2 separate regions of the Homo sapiens genome follow, and region 2 is linked to region 1. The links are chromatin contacts, found by Hi-C or POLR2A ChIA-PET in ENCODE. All regions are on one chromosome and are shown on one strand. Each heading gives the region's core, a stretch centred on a gene start or an enhancer-like site at or near the end of the contact. The rest is flanking DNA. Distances are from core to core; before and after follow the strand shown. Region 1 overlaps LINC01841 (long intergenic non-protein coding RNA 1841). Region 2 holds the start of TECR (trans-2,3-enoyl-CoA reductase).

Evidence for each region. Hi-C counts contacts between places; a loop is a spot of excess contacts on that map. ChIA-PET counts read pairs that join two places held with the same protein, here RNA polymerase II (POLR2A). Pooled maps may share reads with other maps.
Region 2: a loop to region 1 is called in a pooled map, with 2.5 times the contacts of the local background. The contact joins the promoter of TECR here to the enhancer-like site in region 1. A Hi-C loop is called at or near these places in 1 of 50 pooled maps. POLR2A ChIA-PET finds 5 or more read pairs at or near these places in 2 of 52 experiments (HEK293 and activated CD4-positive, alpha-beta T cell).

The regions. Positions count from the first base shown.
Region 1 is chr19:14,333,756-14,340,780 of GRCh38, forward strand. All of the region lies in intron 1 of LINC01841 (long intergenic non-protein coding RNA 1841), which reads right to left. LINC01842 (long intergenic non-protein coding RNA 1842) reads left to right here. Exons shown (of 2, transcript NR_134916.1): 1 at 1-264. Among named protein-coding and RNA genes, the nearest start is that of LINC01842, 3.5 kb to the left of the region's middle. RefSeq lists enhancers at 10-685, 4,725-5,225, 5,226-5,726 and a silencer at 3,828-4,028. Within about 2 kb of position 3,921, at least 2 of the 41 ENCODE cell types and tissues checked have a DNase peak (open chromatin) inside an H3K27ac peak, as active enhancers do.
Region 2 is chr19:14,527,775-14,534,799 of GRCh38, forward strand. TECR (trans-2,3-enoyl-CoA reductase) reads left to right here and starts at 1,820. Exons shown (of 13, transcript NM_138501.6): 1 at 1,820-1,937. The coding sequence starts at 1,923. MIR639 (microRNA 639) reads left to right here and starts at 1,769; the gene lies at 1,769-1,866. It also overlaps a transcript of DNAJB1 not described here. RefSeq lists enhancers at 1,564-2,148, 2,512-2,571 and a silencer at 1,622-1,911.

The DNA.
Region 1 (7,025 bases), core at 2,671-5,170:
ACCCTCCCCGGATGCCGCTCCTCCTCCATCCCCAGAAGTTTCAGCCACTGAGATTCCCCTTGTCCCGGAGGCTGGAGGGGAAGACCCAGGCGGCTGCGCTTTGGAGGCTGGACCATCGTGGGGCTTGTCTGTGCCCACTTTTCCCCCATTCAAGAGTTACCACTGCCAGGCGCAGTTGCTCAGGCCTGCAAACCCAGCACTTTGGGATGGCAAGACAGGAGGATCGCTTGAGCCCAGGAGCTTGAGAACAGCCTGGACAACATGGTAAGACCGCATCACTATATTAAAAAAAAAAAAAAAAAAAAAAAAAAAAAAAAAAGGCTGGGCGCGGTGGCTCACGCCTGTAATCCCAGCACTTTGGGAGGCCAAGACCGGCAGATCACAAGGTCAGGAGATTGAGACCATCCTGGCTAACACGGTGAAAACCCGTCTCTACTAAAAATACAAAAAATTAGCCAGGCGTGGTGGCGGGCGCCTGTAGTCCCAGCTACTCAGGAGGCTGAGGCAGGAGAATGGCGTCAACCCAGGAGGCGGAGCTTGCAGTGAGCCGAGATCGCGCCACTGCACTCCAACCTGGGCGACAGAGCAAGACTCCGTCTCAAAAAAAAAAAAAAAAAAAAAAAAAGAGGCTAGGTGCGGTGACTCACGCCTGTAACCCCAGGAGTTTGTGACCAGCCCGGCCAACATGGTGAAACCCCGTCTCTACTAAACACACACACACACACACACACACACACACACACACTCTTAGCCGGGTGTGGTGGCGGGCGCCTGTAATCCCAGCCACTCGGGAGGCTGAGGCAGGAGAATTGCTTGAACCTGGGAGGCGGAGCTTGCAGTGAGCCAAGATCGTGCCATTGCACTCCAGCCTGGGCTACAAAAGCGAAACTCCGTCTCAAAAAAAAAAAAAAAAAAAAAAAATTCAAGCCTAGTGGATTGGAAATACCACTTTCCCTGTCTTCCTTCATCCTTTCCTTAGTCACTATCTAGACACCCTTTTTACTGGGAGTCTGGGTTACAGGGTTACATTAACCAGAACCTTAAAGAGAAAAATACTGTAATTGCAAAAACGACCAGCCTTTTAAAATGGAACAAAAGAGACTAGAAAATATCAGAACCCACTGCACAGTAGAAATATGACTATGACTTCCTGAAACTTTTGTTTTAGTTCCAAACCTGGGTAGAAGGCCTACGTTGCAATGTAAAAAATTAATTCTTTGATTTGTGATCAAAGTGCTTGAAAGATGTGGTTATATATGATGTTTGAAATTGGTTTTCTTTTTTTTTTAATTAATATATCACAGAGGTCACGCTGTGTCAATGAATATAAGTTTTAGCACTTGAATTTTCTTTTCTTTTTTTTGAGACTGAGCCACCTTATCACCCAGGCTGGAGTGCAGTGGCGAGATCTCGGCTCACTGCAACTTTCACCTCCTGGGTTCAAGCGATTCTCCTGCCTCACCTCCCAAGTAGCTGGGATTACAGGCACCCACCAACACATCCAGCTAATTTTTGTATTATTAGTAGAGACAGGGTTTCACCAAGTTGGCCAGGCTGGTCTCGAACTCGTGACCTCAAGTGATCCGCCCACCTCAGCCTCCCAAAGTGCTGAGATTACAGGTGTCAGCCACCACACCCAGCTTTTAATTTCCTTTTCTTTGTTGAGACAGGTTCTCATTCTGTCACCCAGGTTGGAGTGCAGTGGTGCGATATGCGCTCACTGCAGCCTCCACCTCCTTGGGCTCAAGCAATCCTCCCCCCTCAGCCTCCCAAGTAGCTGGAAGTACAGACATGTGCCACCATGCCTGGCTAATTTTTTAGTTTTTGTAGAGTTGGGATCTGGCTATGTTGCCCAGGCTAGTCTTGAACTCCTGGGCTCAGGCGATCCTCCCACCTGGGCCTCCCAAAGTGCTGGGATTACAGGCATGAGCCACCATGCCCAGCCCACTTTCATTTTCTACTATGCATGTAGCCAATCCCCAGAGCCCAGGTACCTCCATTGTTTCCAGCCTCTTTTAAAGCTTTTCTTAATGATGGTAACAGCAAGCATCCTCTATGTGCCTGGCAGAAGGCTAAGCATTTCACACACTTTGCCTCATGGAGTCCTCATGAGAGGCCCATTTTACTGATGAGAAAATCTGGGAACCGTAACAATAAACCATATGACTTAGGTCACACAGCTTGAAGGTGGTGAAGCCAGAATTCGAACCCTGGCTGTCTGATTCCAGAGCTCTTAACCACCCTGTGTTAGTTATTCTTTTCTTTTCTTTTCTTTTTTTGAGACGAAGTCTTGCTCTTGTCCCCCAGGCTGGAGTGCAATGGTACAATATCGGCTCACTGCAACCTCTGCCTCCCAGGTTCAAGCAATTCTCCTGCCTCAGCCTCCCGAGTAGCTGGGATTACAGGCGCCTGCCACCACGCCCGGCTGATTTTTGTATTTTTAGTAGAGACGGCGTTTCACCATGTTGGCCAACCTGGTCTCGAACTCCTGACCTCAGGTGATCTGCCCGCCTCAGCCTCCCAAAGTGCTGGGATTACAGGCGTGAGCCACCGTGCCCAGCCTATTCTTTATAGTTCTCCACCTATTTGACTGATTATATCCCTGACATAAATTCCTAGAGGTGGATTTGCTGGGTCAGAGAATCCACATGCTTAAAGGTTTAATACTAATATCTAGAACACCATCCCAAGAAAGTTGTATCGTGGCCGGGTGCGGTGGCTGACATCTGTAATCCTAGCACTTTGGGTGGCCGAGGAGGGAGGATCACTTGAGATCAGGAGTTTGAGACCAGCCTGGGCAAGTCGTGAGACCCCATGTTACAAAAAGTTTTTAAAAAATTAGCTGGGTGTGGTGACCTGTACCTGTAGTCAGCTATTTGGCAGGCTGAGGTGGGAGGATTCCTTAAGCCTAGGAGGTTGAGGCTGCAGTGAGCCGTGATTGTGCCACTGCACTCCAGCATGGGTGACATAGTGAGACCCTGTCTCAAAAAATTAAAAAAAAAAAAGTTGTGTCAATTTAAACTCCCATGACCGTGCTCAAGTGTGCATTCCCAAAACTTCACACACACTCATAAGCTTGACAAGGAAAAGTGATTCTTCAGCTGAACGGTCAGATTGAGCATCTTTACAGAGGTTTGTTAAGCTCTCACTCCTTTGTGAACCCCCTATTCAAGCCCTGTGCCAATTTCACATTTGGGATGTTTGTCTTTTTTTTCTTATTGATTCATATGTGCTTTTTGTATATTAAGGCTCTTAATGATTTGTCTGCCATATACGTGGCAAACAATCTAATCTCCCTTGATCTTTTCTTTTCCTTTTTTTTCTTGAGATAGAGCCTCACTCCGTTGCCCAGGCTGGAATGCAGTGGCACCATAATAGCTCACCGCAATCACTGCAGCATCAACCTCCTGGGCTCAAGCCATCCTCCTGCCTCAGCCTCCTGAGTAGCTGGGACCACAGGTGTGTGCCACCATGCCCAGATAAATTTTTAAAAATTATTTTTGTAGGGATGGGGTCTCACTATGTTGCCCAGGCTGGCTATCTCCTCTGATCTGGGACTCCAGCTAGATCTCCTTTTATTGCCCAACTGGCCTCAATGAACATTTCTCTTCTGTCTAGGCCTCATTGCAGGTTGCATTTTATTGGCGGTTCCTCCAGAAACAAAAGCAGAGACTTTGAGATCTTATGAACCTCAGTCTTACCCAGAACACTTGAAGAACCCTTCAGCTTTCCATGGCAAGAAAGCTCAGGCCCTGGGGCCAGAAGCCACGGCTTTGTGTCTGGGTTCTGTAGTTTACTGCTATGGCTCCAGTTTCTGATTCCTCCAAGTTAAGATGGGTTGGTAAATTCTGCCACGCAGAATGCGCTTCTAGCCACGCCCACTGTGTATCAAACCATGCCCACTGTACATAAACCACGCCCTCTCATCTAGCTACGCCCACCAATCGTCTAGCCACGCCCACCTTCGAGTGGAGAGGTGTGATTAGAGCATTAAAGAGAGAGGCGTGATTAGAGCATTAAAAAGAAGTGAAGAACCGAAATAGTGAGGATCCTGGGCCAGGGGGAGGAGGAGGGAGAAGATCCCCTGGCCTCGATGGCTGGCAATTCCTTCATGCCCCTAGCACCCACCTGGTTAAAGAAAGGATAGCTGGGCGCAATGACTCACTCCTGTAATCCCAGCACTTTGGGAGGCCGAGGCAGGCAAATCTTGAACTTGAGGCCAGGAGTTCAAGACCAGCCTGATCAACATGGCAAAACCCCATCTCTACTAAAAATACAAAAATCAGCCGGTGTGGTCGTGTATGCCTGTAATCCCAGCTACTCAAGAGGCTGAGGCACGAGAATCGCTTGAACTCAGCAGGCGAAGGTTGCAGTGAGCCGAGATCACACCACTTCACTCCAGCCTGGGCAACAAAGCAAGACTGTCTCAAAAAAAAAAAAAAAAAAAGAAAAGAAAAGAAAAGAAAAAAGAAAAAGAAAATAAAAAAAAGAAAGAAGGAGGCACCTGGCTACTGTATTCCACCTTTCTCCTCACCCACTCTTTTTTTTTTTTTTTTTTTTGAGACGGAGTCCTTCTCTGTCATCCAGGCTGGAGTACAGTGGCACCATCTCGGCTCACTGCAACCTCCGCCTCCTGAGTTCAAGCTATTCTCCTGCCTCAGCCTCCCAAGTAGCTGGGACTACAAACACGCACCACTACCTCCGGCTAATTTTTGTATTTTTAGTAGAGATGGGGTTTTGCCATGTTTTTCAGGCTAGTCTTGAACTCCTGACCTCAAGTGGTCCGCCCGCCTCAGCCTCCCAAAGTGCTGGGATTACAGGTGTGAGCCACCACGCCCGGCCCTCACCCGCTCTTTAAAATATCCCTACCAGGGTCAATGGTTTATCTGTGCCTCAGTGTTCCCATCTGTAAAATGAGGATAATTTTAAGGATTACCTGAGTTAGCATCTGTGAAGGGGTTAGAATGGTACCTGGCACATAGTAGGCACTCAATAAATGGCATCACTGATATGGTTCCACGGATGGTTGTATTATTAATAGGAATAAAGTGTGGGATGGAAAAACGTTGCTCTGGGCACCTGGAACCAGCCCCAGGGGCACGTGGGGCTCTACACAGGCTCTTTACCCCATGCCAGCGGGAGGACACTTTGGGGGGAAACTGAGGCACTGACAATCCCCTGCCTTCCCAGCCCTGAGTCCTTCTCACCCATGCCCAGAGCCTCAGAGGCCAGCAAGGTGCCCCAAGGGAAAGCGACACTTCTGAACTGCGCTGCCTGGCACAATTACCGTTTTCATCCTCATTAAACTACATTTTCATTCTAATTAGAGTTTCACCGCCTCCCAGAGAGAAGGGCCGATTACTTTTCAGCATCATTAACACTGGCTCCCTCCCCACTTTCCTCCTCCCCTGCCCAGGCTCCCACTACACCAGGGCATTCTCTCTCTCTCTCTCCTTCACCCCATGGACCAGAGAGAAGCAACAGAACATTTATTGTCGCCTACTGGGTGCCAAGTTGGATGCTAGGAACCTTCCCCCACAGCCTCTTCGCCTTATCTTGGGCTGGTCTAATTTTCTTTTTGTCCCCAACACTTACCCCTTTTTGTTTTTGTTTTGTTTTGTTTTGTTTTGTTTTGTTGAGACAGGGTCTTACTCTGTCGCCCAGGCTGGGGTGCAGGTGCGTGATCTCGGCTCACTGCAACCTCCGCCTCCCGGATTCAATCGATTCTCCCACCTCAGCCTCCTGAGTAGCTGGGATTACAGGTGCACACCACCACCTGGCTAATTTTTGTATTTTTTTTTAGTAGAGAGGGAGTTTCACCAGGTTGGCCAGGCTGGTCTCAAACTCCTGATCCCAAGTGATCCGCCTGTCTTGGCCTCCCAAATTGCTGGGATTACAGGTGTGAGCCACTGCGCCCGGCCCCTTTTGAACATGCTCTATGCTTTATTTGTTCTTTTTATCCTCTGTCTCCCCCTCCCCAGAATGTCAACACCCACTCATGTCCCCCACGCACTCCTGGGCACGCTGACCCCACAGCTTCTAAGAACCAGCTCCCGAGAAGTGGCTCTGGCTGCTGAGTGGGTGGAAAGTATGGAGAACAAACACTCTCCTGGAGCAGACCTTGAGCAATGGCTGATGGGAGTTGGTGGATAAATATCCCAGCTCCCTCGCCCCTAGGTGGGCACCCTCTGAAGAGTGTGCTCTATTTGATTTCAGCATTCTCCAGCATAATTGAGTTGCCCACAGTGGAAACTGGCTCATAAACACCCTTCATTGGCTACCTGCCCTTCCCTTCCTCACTCTCCTTCTCCCCTACCCATGCTTACTGAGATCATCTCTCAGATCAACCATATCCTAGATCTCCCAGCCCCTTTGGAGTTCAGGCAAACCAGAGAGGGACTCAATACCCAAGGAACAGGTTAAGAAAGCCTCTGCAAAGCCAGGCACGGTGGCTCATGCCCGTAATCCAGTGCTTTGTGAGGCAGAGGCAGGAGGATCATTTGAGGCCAGGAGTTCAAGACCAGCCTGGCCAACATGGTGAAACCTCATCTCTACTAAAAATACAAAAATTAGCTGGGCATGGTGGCTCATGCCTGTAGTCCCAACTAGTTGGGAAGCTGAGGCAGGAGAATCAATTGAACCCAGGAAGCAGAGGCTGCAGTGAGCCGAGATCATGTCACTGCACTCCAGTCTGGGCAACAAAGCGAGACTCCATGTCAAAAAAAAAGAAAAAAAAAAAAAGACCAGCCTGGGCATCATAGTGAGATCCCATCTCTAAAAAAAAGAATTGGCCGGGTGTGGTGGCTCACGCCTGTAATCCCAGCACTTTGGGAGGCCGAGGTGGGTGGATCACAGGAGATTGAGACCATCCTGGCTAACATGGTAAAACCCCGTCTCTATTAAAAATACAAAACAAAATTAGCAGGGTGTGGTGGCGGGCGCCTGTAGTCTCAGCTACTCGGGAGGCCGAGGCAGGAGAATGGCACAAACCTGGGAGGCGGAGCTTGCAGCGAGCCGAGATTGTG
Region 2 (7,025 bases), core at 570-3,069, 190 kb after region 1:
ATGGTTCAACAGCTCATGAAAGCTCAGGGGCAGGATCTGGAAACAAGAGTAAGGAGAGGAGGTGAAGAAGTGTGCCAGGTACTGCCTGTTCCTTTGTCTGTCAAAAGTCTTTTCTTTTTTTTTCTTTTTTTTTTGAGACAGAATCTCACTCTGTCGCCCAGGCTGGAGTGCAGTGGTGCGATCTTGGCTCACTGCAACCTCCACCTCCCGGGTTCAAGCGATTCTCAGCCTCCCTAGTAGCTGGGATTACAGGTGCCCACCATTACACCTGGCTAATTTTTGTATTTTTAGTAGAGACAGGGTTTCACCACGTTGTCCAGGCTGGTCTTGAATTCCTGACCTCATGTGATCTGCCTGTCTTGGCCTCCCGAAGTGCTGGGATTACAGGTGTGAGCCACCGTGCCTGGCCAGAAATTTATGTGTTTTTCATTTACAGCACATCTCAATTTGGACCAGTCCCATTTCTTTTTCTTTTTTCTTTTTTTTTTTTTGAGACGGTCTGTTGCTCAGGCTGGAGTGTAGTGGCGAGATCTTGGCTCACTGCAACCTCCGCCTCCCGGGTTCAAGCAATTCTTCTGCCTCAGCCTCCTGATTAGCTGGGACTACAGGTGTGTACCACCACGCCCGGCTAATTTTTGTATTTTTAGTAGCGATGAGGTTTCACCATATCTGCCAGGCTGGTCTCGAACTCCTCACCTCGTGATCTGCCCCCCTCGGCCTCCCAAGGTGCTAGGATTACAGGTGTGAGCCATCGTTCCCGGCCTGGACCAGCCCCATTTCAAGGGCTCAGTGGCCCCATTGGAGCCACTAGACACGATTCTGGACGTCAGGCAGAGACCAATGTAGTTCCCCTGTCCATAGGGCGGAGCAAAGTGTGGAGGGGGGCCGGGCGGGGTGGCTCAGGCCTGTAATCCTAGCACTTTGGGAGGCTGAGGCGGGAGGATCACCTGAGGTCAGGAGTTCAAGACCAGCCTGGCCAACCATGGGGAAACCCCGTCTCTACTAAAAAAAATACAAAAATTAGTCGGGCGTGGTGGCGGGTGCCTGTAATCTCATCTACTTGGGAGGCTGAGGCATGAGAATCGCTTGAACCCGGGAGGCGGAGGTTGCGTGAGCCGTCATTGCGCCACTGCACTCCAGCTGGGGGACAGAACGAGATTGTTTCAAAAACAAAACAAAACAGAAAAACAAAGTGGGGCGGGGCTTTCATTAAAAACGGCAGTGAAGCCACCCCAGAATGGGGCTGGGGCTCAAGGTTCTTGCAGGTTGGGGGTTCCCAAATGGGGAGCTTTTCGCGACTCCGTTTCGCCTTTCCTTCCCTCCCACTCAAGAGTCTCCTCCCATAGTGACCTCCTCGCCAACCAGACTCCGCAGCCCGCGACCCCAGCCCCTAGCCCTCTCCTGCTGTTCCCGGTGTACCCCGGGGGCCGCCCACCTCAGAATTTACCCCTTCGGCGCCGCCTGTCATGTGGATGCTGCCTTGCCTGTCACTCAACTTCTTACCCCGCCCCCGCGTCTGGCCTAACCGTCGCTTACCTTGGTTTCCACAGCGACGCCATCAGGGGGCGTGGCAAAGGGACGCGCGGGGCAGAGACCTCCTTTGGATTGGTGGATGGTCAAGCCCCTTCTCTTTAGCCCCTCCTACAGGCGTTCCGCCCCCTTCGATTGGTCTCGCAAGTTGATTGGTCAATCCCCTGGTGCTAGTCCTAGTCTTGGTTCGGACCGGCCCCAAGGAGCAGGGGCGAACGTGGGCGCCTCGTGCCCTGATTGGCCGACGGGGCGCGCGCGGCCTGGAGGGGCGGGGCGGACGCAGAGCCGCGTTTAGTCTATCGCTGCGGTTGCGAGCGCTGTAGGGAGCCTGTGCTGTGCCGCGCAGTTAGGCAGCAGCAGCCGCGGAGCAGTAGCCGCCGTGGGAGGGAGCCATGAAGCATTACGAGGTAAGAAGCGAGAAACAGGGGCCGTGTGGCCACTGCTGACCCATTCTTTTTCCTTCTTTGCGGGACCACGGGACCCCACTTTCTGGTCCTGTGCCCCGAAGGAAGAGCCAGACGGCGCAGGCGCAGTGGGCAAGCGTTGCGCCCCGGGCCACTCGTAAATTCCAATGCGCATGTGCGCAGGAAGTATTTATAAATCTGCAACCCAGGCTGTTTTGGGGGTACTTTTTCTTGGGGGTCTCTGCAGGGGCTGGGACGCTTGCAGGTTCCTTGCAGCTCCCCCAGCGGGCTGAGTTGCAGACTTTGTCATGGGAGCCACGAAGGTGCGGGACCCTTGCTCCCAATCCGAGGGAGTCTTGCACAAATCTTGCGCCACGCCGCCGTCACCAGCGTAGGAAGGGGCTTTGCTATCAGTATTCTTGTGTACGACCTTTGGACCCCTTCCCTCGCCCGGGACGTTCCCGGGAGACTTAGGCGGTGAGGGAGGTGCAGCTCCACGGCTGGCTTTCGCAGAGCAGCGAAGCTGATCTTGCTTTCTGGTTATCAAAGAGGTCATCTACGTCAACCCTTGGGTGTCACCAAGGAGAAATCTTATACCCACCCACAGCCACTCTTGAAGCCCAAGTCTTCTGACTCCTAACTTGGGTCTCTTTTTCCCTTAAAACGAAGTCTTCTGATGTGCTTATCGCCCTAGGTGATAATATAATATTAATAATTCAACCAATTATCCCTGAATTATTGCTGACTTTTAAGTAACTATCATCAAATAATAAAATTTGTTATTAAAATTCAAAATAACAATTTAGCAAGTGCTTACTCTTGTGCTGGTGAGATTCTGTTACCTTGTATAAGAACTATTATTATTCCTGTTTGTAAGGATGAATAAAGTCTCAGAGATATAAAGTGACTTGTTCAAAGGCCCCTAGTTAGTAAATGCAAAACAGATAGGGGAACTCAGGACGCCAAGGTCTTAGTTCCTAGCCACTATGCCATGCTGGTCCTCAAATGAAAAATAGCAGGTCGAGCGATTTCTTGTTTCTCACTTCCCCTCCAATTTAAAAAATTCTGGCAAAATACACATAAAATTTACCATCTTGACTATTTTTAAGTGTGCAGTTCAGTGGCATTAAGAACATTCACATTGTTGTGCAACCATCACCACCACCCATCTCCAGAACTCTTTGCATCTTGGAAAACAGAAGCTGTAGACGTTAAATACTAACTCCCCATTCCTCTCCACCTCCACCTCTGGCAGCCACCATTCTACTCAGCCACCATTCCGTCTTAATGAATTGACTACTCTAGGTACCTTGGATACGTAGAAGGATTTTTTTTTTCTTTTGGAGACAGAGTTTCGGTCTTATTGCCCGGGCTGGAGTGCAATGGCGCGATCTCGGCCTACTGCAAACTCCGCCTCCTGGGTTTAAGCGATTCTCCTGCCTCAGCCTCCTGAATAGCTGGGATTACAGGTGACCGCCACCATGCCCGGCTAATTTTTTGTATTTTTAGTAGAGATGGGGGTTTCACCATGTTGACCAGGCTGGCCTCAAACTCTTGACCTCAAGTGATTTGCCCTCCTCGGCCTCCCAAAGTACTGGGATTACAGGTGTGAGCTAGTGCGCCCGGCTGTTTGTTTTTATTGACAAGTTGAATATTACTACCTCTGCCTCCTGCCCCCTTTATTGCTACTATTTTTGGAAATTTACCCACAATCCTTTGAAGCCTTTTTTTGAGACGGAGTTTCGCTCTTGTTGAGTACGCTGGAGTGCAATGGCGTGATCTTGGCTCACCGCAACCTCCACCTCCCGGGTTCAAGTGATTCTCCTGCCCCAGCCTCCTGAGTAGCCGGAATTACAGTCATGAGCCACCATGCCCGGCTAATTTTGTATTTTTAGTAGAGACAGGGTTTCTCCATGTTGGTCAGGCTGGTCTCGAACTCCCGACCTCAGGTGATCCACCCACCTTGGCCTCCCAGAGTGCTGGGATTACAGGCATGAGCCACGGTGCCTAGCCCCTTAGAAGCCTTTAACCCACAAATCCTGTAATTTTTGACATGGTATCAAGAATGAGGAGGTTTGTATTCAATAATCTCTGTCATTTAAGTTTTCATTCTAGAATGAAGTTCTGATGTGGATTCCCCTCTCAAACTCTATATCTAAACCTGTAGTCCCACTACTGTAGTCTCAGCTACTCGGGAGGCTGAAGCAGGAGGATGGCTTGAGCCCAGGAGGTTGAGGCTGCAGTGAGCCCAAAAATCAGGCCACTGCACTCCAGCCTGGGCAACAGAGACCCTGTTTGAAGAAAAAAAAAAAAAAAAAAAAAAGCTACCATGTCCAGCTTGAAACATGCAGTTTGGAACATCCATATGGCATTTTGCAAATGTAGTTGGTTTAGTTTTGCTAGTTAACAGTCAGATAAAGTAGGCCTCTGAGCACCCTGGGGGTGCGTGCTTTTGTTCCAGGAAGCTGGGCACAGCCTGAGGCCCAAGACTTGGACTGGAGAATATGCTCCACCGTACTTAATCCTTTTCTCTCCCAGAAAGAAGGGGGAGCTTTGGCCAGGCATGGTGGCTCACGCCTGTAATCCCAGCACTTTGGTAGGCTGAGGTGGCCGGATCGCTTGAGGTGAGGAGTTCAAGACCAGCCTGGCTAACATGGAGAAACCTTGTCTCTACTAAAAATACAAAAGTGAGCCGAGTGTTGTGGCACACGCCTGTAATCTCAGCTACTTGGAGGCAGAGGTTGCAGTGAGCTGAGATCATGCCACTGTACTCCAGCCTGGATGACAGAGCGAGAGTCTGTCTCAAAAAAAAAAAAAAAAAAAAAAAGGGAAGCTTCAAACTCACTGTTCAAAGTGACCTTGAAGGAAAAAATAAATTGTTATTTTGCTGTGTTGTTTGTTATTCTCTGCCAACCTTTGCCAAGTACCCATAGAGGCGATAGCTACAGGGCTTCTGGGTGGGAGAAGCAGTTGTTTCCCGGCCCAGCGGATTGCATAGCAAGCAGATTAGTTTAACTGCATGTGTGTATTGTAGGTCAGTAAAAATAGAAAGGATGCTTTCACTCACACTTAACAAGCAATTTGAGAAAAGGTTTGTCTACATCAAAGAATATATTTCTGGCCGGGCGAGGTGGCTCATGCCTGTAATCCCAGCACTTTGGGAGGCTGAGACGGGTGAATCACTTGAAGTCAGGAGTTCGAGACCAGCCTGGTCAACATGGTGAAACCTCGTCTCTACTAAAAACAAAAAAATTAGCTGGGTATGGTGGCACGTGCTTGTAGTCCCAGCTACTGGCTTCGAGGCTGAGGAATGAGAATCACTTGAAGCTGGGAGGCGGAGTTGCCATGAGCTGAGATCACGCCACTGTACTCCAGCCTGGGTGACAGAGCGAGACTCTGTTTTAAAAAAAATAAATAAAGGATATATTTCAGCTGGGCACAGTGGCTCATGCCTGTAATCCCAGCACTTTGGGACACCAAGGTGGGCAAATCATGTGAGGTCAGGAGTTTGAGACCAGCCTGGCCAACATGATGAAACTCCGTCTCTACAAAAAATAAAAAATTAGCTGGGTGTGGTGGCGCACGCCTGAAATCCCAGGTACTTGGGAGGCTGAGGCAGGAGAATCACTTCAACCTGGGAGGTGGAGGTTGCAGTGAGCTGAGATCGCACCACTGCACTCCAGCCTGGGTGACAAGAACGAGACTCTGTCTCAAAAAAAAAAAGAAAAAAATCTATTTCTGCTTGGGACTAAATCCATCTTCCCACCCTCAAGCAGTCTGTTGTCCACTGAAAGGTTGGCCCCTGGAGAGACCTTGGAGATTATGAAGTGCAGTTTACAACTGATAGAGGTAATGCCCAGAGGGGTGCAGGACGTGCTGACTGTCACGCAACAAATTAATGTCTGGTTGAGGACTGTTATCATGGCAGTTGGGATCCCAGCAGTAGTGGAGATCGGTGGCTGTTTCCATAGTAGCCTCATATCACTGCCAAATCTCATCTGATCTGAGAGGAAAAGTTTTCCACTCTGTGGCCTAATTGAGGTGAAGCCTCTCTCTAGAACGGGTCACCTCCAGGCCTTGGCTGAAGCCGTCTTCTTAGAATACCAGAGCAGGCCTTAGCATTGTCTTGGGGTCAGAGCTAGGTCGGTAAGCGAACTGCTTATCCTAGGATACAGTATTTTTTTAATGTATTTTTTTATTTTATTGCTGTTTTTGCCACTGCAGATGAGACTCAAAGCAATGAGCCCAGCAGCAACTGGAAAAACAGCTACTACATCTTGTAATTGAGCCTGTTAATTCCTGAGAAAATCAGTCTGTCTTCAGCCTCCAGCAGTCCAGGTCACTGCCCATTTCCCGCAGCTGAATACCCAGAAGCGAGCCTCTTGGGGTCCCCCATAACCCACATTTAGGGTGTTTTCTTTCTTTTTTTTTTTTTACACAGAGTCTCGCACTCTCGCCCAGGCTGGAGTGCAGTGGCTCCATCTTGGCTCACTGTAAGCTCCGCCTCCCGGGTTCACGCCATTCTCCTGCCTCAGCCTCCCGAGTAGCTGGAACTACAGGTGCCTGCCACCATGCCTGGCTAATTTTTTGTATTTTTAGTAGAGATGAGGTTTCACCGTGTTAGCCAGGATGGTCTCGATCTCCTGACCTTATGATCCGCCCGCCTCGGCCTCCCAGGGTGCTGGGATTACAGGAGTGAGCCACCATGCCTGGCCTTTTTTTTTTTTTTTTTTTTTTTTTTTTTTGTGACAGAGTCTCGCTCTGTCACCCAGGCTGGAGTGCAGTGATGTGATCTCACCTCACTGCAACCTCCACCTCCCCGGTTCAAGCGATTTTCCTGCCTCAGCCTCCCAAGTAGCTGTTATTACAGGTGGGTGCCACCATGCCCGGCTAATTTCTGTAGTTTTAGTAGAGATGGGGTTTCACCATGTTAGTCCAGGCTGGTCTCGAACTCCTGGGCTCAAGCGATCCTCCTGCCTTGGCATCCCAAAGTGCTGGGATTATAGGTGTGAGCCACCGCACCTTGCCCAGGGGTGAGTCTTATTAGCACCTGATCAGATGGGAACTACTGTTCTACTTTACAGATAATGC